2 separate regions of the Homo sapiens genome follow, and region 1 is linked to region 2. A link is an interaction called in ENCODE POLR2A ChIA-PET data of the cell type or tissue named here. Cell type or tissue: PC-3. All regions are shown on one strand. Links, peaks and the distances in the headings refer to the core of each region. The heading gives the core; the rest is flanking DNA. Region 1 has its middle 130 kb from the start of CYP26A1. Region 2 has its middle 78 kb from the start of CYP26A1.

Region 1 (2,917 bases), core at 253-2,752, 52 kb before region 2:
CAATTGGGAATTTCTATTATCTAATATTCATATTATGCCATATCATCTATAGCATCCACCAGCTCTGTGGTTTTGTTCACAATGGGCTCATCCATCACCTAGTTCAACATTTCTCAAATGTATCTTGCCAGATGCTCCTGAGAAAAAAGTTTCTGTGATCCAATCACGTGGATGAATGCTGATTACTATTCACTCTTTTTGAAGAGGCACAGTCCATATTAATATATTAAAAGTTTTGAAAATTTTGCTGTTGAAATTCAAATCCAGTTTAGCATTGCTTCCCATACTTATTTTGCTATGGAATCTCTTCCTCATGTAATACCTATTTAATCTATCATAGAGCTGGTATTCCACAGAATCCACTCTGGGAAACCCCAATCTATTTAACTAGTGTGGGTGCAAAAATGTCTTCTGCAGCCCACAGGACTTCCTTTGCAGAGTGTGCCAGGGCACAACTGTCCTTTTTTGTCCACACCTCACCCCCAATCTCCAACCTCCCTTCCTCCTTTTTGCTTTTTTCTCCATTTGGGTTTAGGTCACATGGATTCTTGGCTGTGGGCTAACTCCTCCACTGCCATTGCCTTGACACTTAAGTCCTCTTATCTAAGTCCTGCTTGGGGACCTTGGTCCAGCGGGGGTTCGGAGCGGCTCCCTCATCCCTATCTCTTCCAGGTACTAAAAGGGTCTGGGGACCCTCCAGGAGACAGACATCTACAAGGAAATATTCTATCACCAAGGAGCATCCACAAGCAGCCAGCATGATTCAGATCCTCCTACTTGGCTAGGGACACTGGAACTACTTTCCAAACGTGGGGTCTGTTGTGGGTTTAATTGTTTCCCCCCAAAATTTGTAGATGTAAGTCCTTACCCCAGTACCTCAGAATGTGACCTTCTTCAGAAACATAGTTGTTGCAGACATAAGTGATTAAGATGAGATCATACTGGAGTAGAGTGGGCCCCTAATCCAGTATGACTGGTGTCCTTATGAAAAGGGGGAATTTGGAGACAGGCGCGCACATGGGGAAAGCACCACATGAAGACGGGAGCAGTGCCTCCACTACCCAGGAACTACCAGAAGCCAGGAGTGTGGCTTGGAACAGATTTTTCCTTAGTGCCTCAGAGGTAGCACAGCCCCGACAGCAGCTTGGTCTCAGACTTCCAGCCCCCTGAATGTGAGAGAATCAATTTCTGTTGTGTAAGCCACTCTGTGTGTTGTACTTTGTCACTGCAGCCCTGGCACACTCGTCCATGGGGGAGAAGTCTCTGCTTCTTCTCCTCTGGATTCACCAGCAGTGGTTCCTGACCCAGCTCCCTCACAGTGGGAGGAGGTGGAGATATTGGAGCTGATGTGCAGAGCCTCCCCAGTCCCAGGCCCTCTCTTTGTTAGGACGTGATCAGTTCTCATGGCACCCTGGTGGCTGTGTGGATAGACTCAGGACCCCTCTTCTGGCAGAAGTGTTTGTGTCCACTTCTTGAGTTCCACAGTGTCTCTGACCTCTGATGATCATAGTCAGTGGGAGTGGTACTCCCAGCTTCCCTCTCAGGCCCCATGCTCAGACTGACCCCTGACCAAGCAGTGAGGATGTCACCTGGCTGGGAAAGCATCACTGACAGGGACAAGCCAAAGTCCTACCCAGAGGCAGAACGTGAGATCCCGACCCCTTTGGGACGCAGTCAAAGCTACAGGCCTTCCCCGCCACTCAATCATGCTGCTTCTTCTGCATTCTGATTTGTTGCCGTGGAGAGAAGCAGGATGCGGCCCCCTGTATCCAACACCAACAAAACCACTGTATTTGATAATTATTAATCAGATAGACAAGGGGTTTCTTAATCTTGGCACTATTGACACTTGAGCCAGATAATTCTCCTTGTAGGGGCTGTCCTGTGCACTGTAGATGTTCAGCAGCATGCCTGCCTCCTACCCACGAGATGCCAGTAGCAACCCCCGCAACCAAAAATGTCTCCAGACATTTCCAAATATCCCCTTGGGGGCAAAATCTCACACAGTTGAGACCCACTGAAATAGATCAACCTCAATACACTGATGCTACTCTGAGGTCCTTCCAATCCAAGGTCATTTCATTATTTCAATGATTTTAGGTTTTTAAAATGTATTTACTATTGCCTGATCTCAATTATACAAGAAAAACCTACAAAAAAAAAAAAGACTAGAAGAAAATGTTAATGCATGGTTGTCTCTGAACGCTGGGTAGTGAATTTGTGAGTGAATTGTCTTTCTATTTTTCTGAATGTTTCTTTTATTTGCTATAGTAAACATGTATTAGCTTCATACTTGAAAATAATCTATTTGACTAGTGACCTAGGTATTTTCATGTTAAATGCAATAATAAGACCCTATTGCACACAGGATTAAAAAACTGGTTGAGTATAACCAAAGCAAAGTGATAAAGGAGAAAGAGGCACAGTTTAAATCCTGGCACTTCTACTCACTTAACTAGCCATGGGCATGCTGTTAATATCTGCCCTGCTAGGCCGAGCCAAGGCTGAGTGTGGGAATATTTGTAAAGCATCTAGAATAGTAGGGGTTCAATACATGGTGGCTCCCACAGTTATTAGGCTCCCTTCTGGTTCAAGACTCGAGGGCCCTCTTCATCCTGTGCCTGTGGTACTGCAAAGTCCTCTCCATACAGAGTTACCAGCATGGATGTGGAAAGCCCAGGAAAGCCTTCCTGGGTAAGTGGGTCCTTTTTCCCAACCCTTCCAGACTCAGGGACTCTTCTAGAAGAAGAATAATGGCAATTATCATTTATAGTATTATTATTTTATCCCACAGTTTTCACAGATGGCCCTTCTTCTTCTCAAACACCCTATGAGGTAGGAATAATAATCCTCTTTTCAGAGATGGAAAACCAAGCTCAGAGAGGTTATGCAACTTCTCCAAGGCTGCACAGCTGGT
Region 2 (2,917 bases), core at 178-2,677:
TGGAGGCTGGAAAGTCCAAGATCAGGGAGCCAACATCTTGTGAGGGCCTTCTTGCTGTATCATCTCATGGCAGAAGGCAATGAACAAGAGAGAGCAAGAGAGAGAGCAAGATTTCAAACTTGCAGCTTCAAGCCCTTTTCTAATCTGCATTAATTCATTCATGAAAGTGGAGTCCACATAACCTAAACACCTCCCAGTTAGGCTCCACCTCCCAACACTGTTGCATTGGGGTTAAGTTTTCAATACATGGTTTTTGGAAGACACATTCAAACCATAGCAGGAGGTAATTAGGTTTAGATTAAGTCATAATTGCAAGGCCCCCATGATGGGATTAGCAGACTTATCAGAAGGAAGAGAGTTCTCTCAGCCCTCCTCTCCAAAGGGCATGTTCCAAGAAAAGGCCACGTGAAGACATAGCAAAAAGACAGCCATCTGCAAGCCAAGAAGAGAGTCTTCCCCAGGAACTGAATCAGCCAGCACCTTTATCTTAGACTTCCAGCCTTCAAAACTATGAGAAATAAATTTTTGCTGTTCAAACCACCTAGTCTATGGTATTTTATTATGACAACCCAAGCTGACTAAGACACCTTTCAATTCTATTCCATTGATCTGTATTTCTATCCTTATGCCAGGACCACACTGTTTTGATTACTGTAACTTTATAGTAAGTTTTGAAATTAGGAAGTGTGAACCCTCCGACTTTGTTCATCTTTTTCAAAATTATTTTGACTATTTGGAGTCCCTTGCAATTTCTTGTGAATTTTAGGACTAGCTTTCCCATTTCTGCAAAAAAAGACATTGGTATTTTGATAATGATTGCATTGAATCTGTAGATGTCTTTGAGTGGTATTGCCATTTCAACCATATTAAGCCTTCTAATCCATAACACAGGGTGTCTTTTTAATTATTTAGGTCTTTTCTAATTTCTTTTGGTAACGTTTTATAGCTTATAGTATATAATTCTTGCACCTATTTGGCTAAATTCATTCCTAGGTATTTTATTCTTATTTGTTTGTTTCTAACTATATAAAAAAGTATTAATTTTATTAAATAGTTTTCTCAGCCTGTGATCCCCCATGATTATTTTCCTTTAATTTGTTAATATAGTGAATTATATTGATAAATTTCCTAAAATTGAACCATCCTTGTAACCCTGGTATAAACCTTAGTTGATCACAATGTATTGTGCTTTTTGTATATTGCTGAACAGAGGAGGGAAAGAATAGAGAAGCCCAAACTTAAAAAAAAAAAAACCAAAACTCAAACTTTACTTCTTAGCCTGCCTTGCTGAGTAGTCATTTGACACAGTTCTGGCCAACAAGACAAAAGCAACAGTTACTTTGTGGGGCTTCCAGGAAAAACTCTTTCAAAAGGAACTTATGTGGAGGGTCTAAGCCCCTCTCCCAGAAAAGCACAACTGGTTTGCATGGTGACTCACCTTGGGGTGATGAAGGCCCCAAAGTGCTGTGCTGGCCAACACATCTGAAAGGGATTTTGGAGAAAGAGCCCATTTTTTAACTTAATTCTTGGGTAAGGAATCTAATAAATGAGGTGACTAAACACCATTGGAATTTAAAGCTCTGGAAAAACACTCTCATCTGCCAGACCTATCCATCCCTATTTAATACCCTCAACACTGAGTAGGAGACCTCTTCTGTCATTGTGAGATGGGAGGCAATAATAGGGTGACAAAGCAGAGGGTGGGTTTTATGGACTCAGCTAGACCTGGGTTCAAGTCTTAGCTCTGCAAGTTCTGACTTGACCTCTCTGAGCCTCATTTCCCCACCAACTAAGTGGTGATAATGAGAGTTCCAACCCTGTAGGACTATTTGGGGTAAAGAATGAAATGAACTATTGCATGTAAAATACATGGCACAGTACTCACATATGAGCTGTTGTTATGCTTATTATCATTAGTATAATTTATGTATCAGTTTAAGTAGAATACAATAATGATTATGTTTTTAAAACAATGATGTGCTTTTGGAAAGTCCTCCATTTGAGTTACTTGAGGAGGTAGCATCATGTGTTACCACCCAAGGAAGTCATTGTAGCACCTGGTGACTGTTAGAGCCTCAGGAAAAGGAGCTAGAAGCTCTGGGTGAAACTGTCTGCCTTTAATGCAGAACCAACTTCTGTTACATGGTAGGGAAGCATAGACCAAGTAAGCAGAATCAAGAGTGGGGTCAAGCTGCAAGGAGTGGGGAGAGAGAGGCGAGCCTCCAGGGAGACAAGATGACCAGCCAGACAAAATGGCCTCCTCCCTGTCTGGGTGCTCAGGAGGTGGCCCAACGGCTGGCACACAGCAATAGATAGAGGGCAGGAACACTGGCCTGCCTCGGAGACAGATGCATCCATCATCCTCAGGCAAGCAAGCAGTTTTTAGTGGAAGGTGGTGACTAGAAGTCAGCAAGCAGTTTTCGGTTCTAAAAGGATTTCAAAGCCTGGACAGCCCAAGAAGCAGCAGAGCATGACCTGAAGCCTACACAGAGTGTCTGAGCTTGGGAAGATCAGCCGGAAGATCAGCCTTCTGAAGAGGCCAGGTGTCTTGCTCTAGAGCCTTGGCTGGGAGTGGGGTTGGGGCAGGGATGACTAGGCCACGTGAGAAGAGGAAATGCCTGAATACAGGGCCTTCTCCAGTGCATGGAGGATATTAGCGCTCTGCCTGGACCTGCTCGGATTGCTGCACCATCTTGGGGCATACTGGCTCCTACTGGCCTTTTCTTCACAACAGCTCCTGCACCTCTTTTAATGGAGGGCTCCCTTCTGGCTGTCAGAATCCTTTTCCCTGGGAATTTGTCTCTTTGGGGGCAGCCCTTAACCAATGACAATCGCCCCCTGATCAGGACCATCTGAGATGTGACCTGCATGCCTCAGTGCTACCCCGGAGGATGGAAACAAAGTGGCCTTATGTGGG

The links. Peaks named below come from ENCODE experiments on the same cell type or tissue, not always from the same donor. Only the 100,000 strongest peaks of a DNase experiment are listed, where the experiment ranks them.
Region 1: POLR2A ChIA-PET joins it to region 2 with 6 read pairs; 3 of 35 experiments call an interaction of 5 or more read pairs at or near these places.

Annotation. Positions count from the first base shown.
Region 1 is chr10:93,203,334-93,206,250 of GRCh38, reverse strand. No RefSeq gene overlaps it. Among named protein-coding and RNA genes, the nearest start is that of CYP26A1, 130 kb to the right of the region's middle. In PC-3, for the core only: no CTCF peak of the experiment used is centred there; no DNase peak of the experiment used is centred there.
Region 2 is chr10:93,150,919-93,153,835 of GRCh38, reverse strand. No RefSeq gene overlaps it. Among named protein-coding and RNA genes, the nearest start is that of CYP26A1, 78 kb to the right of the region's middle. In PC-3, for the core only: no CTCF peak of the experiment used is centred there; a DNase peak (open chromatin) is centred at 1,565.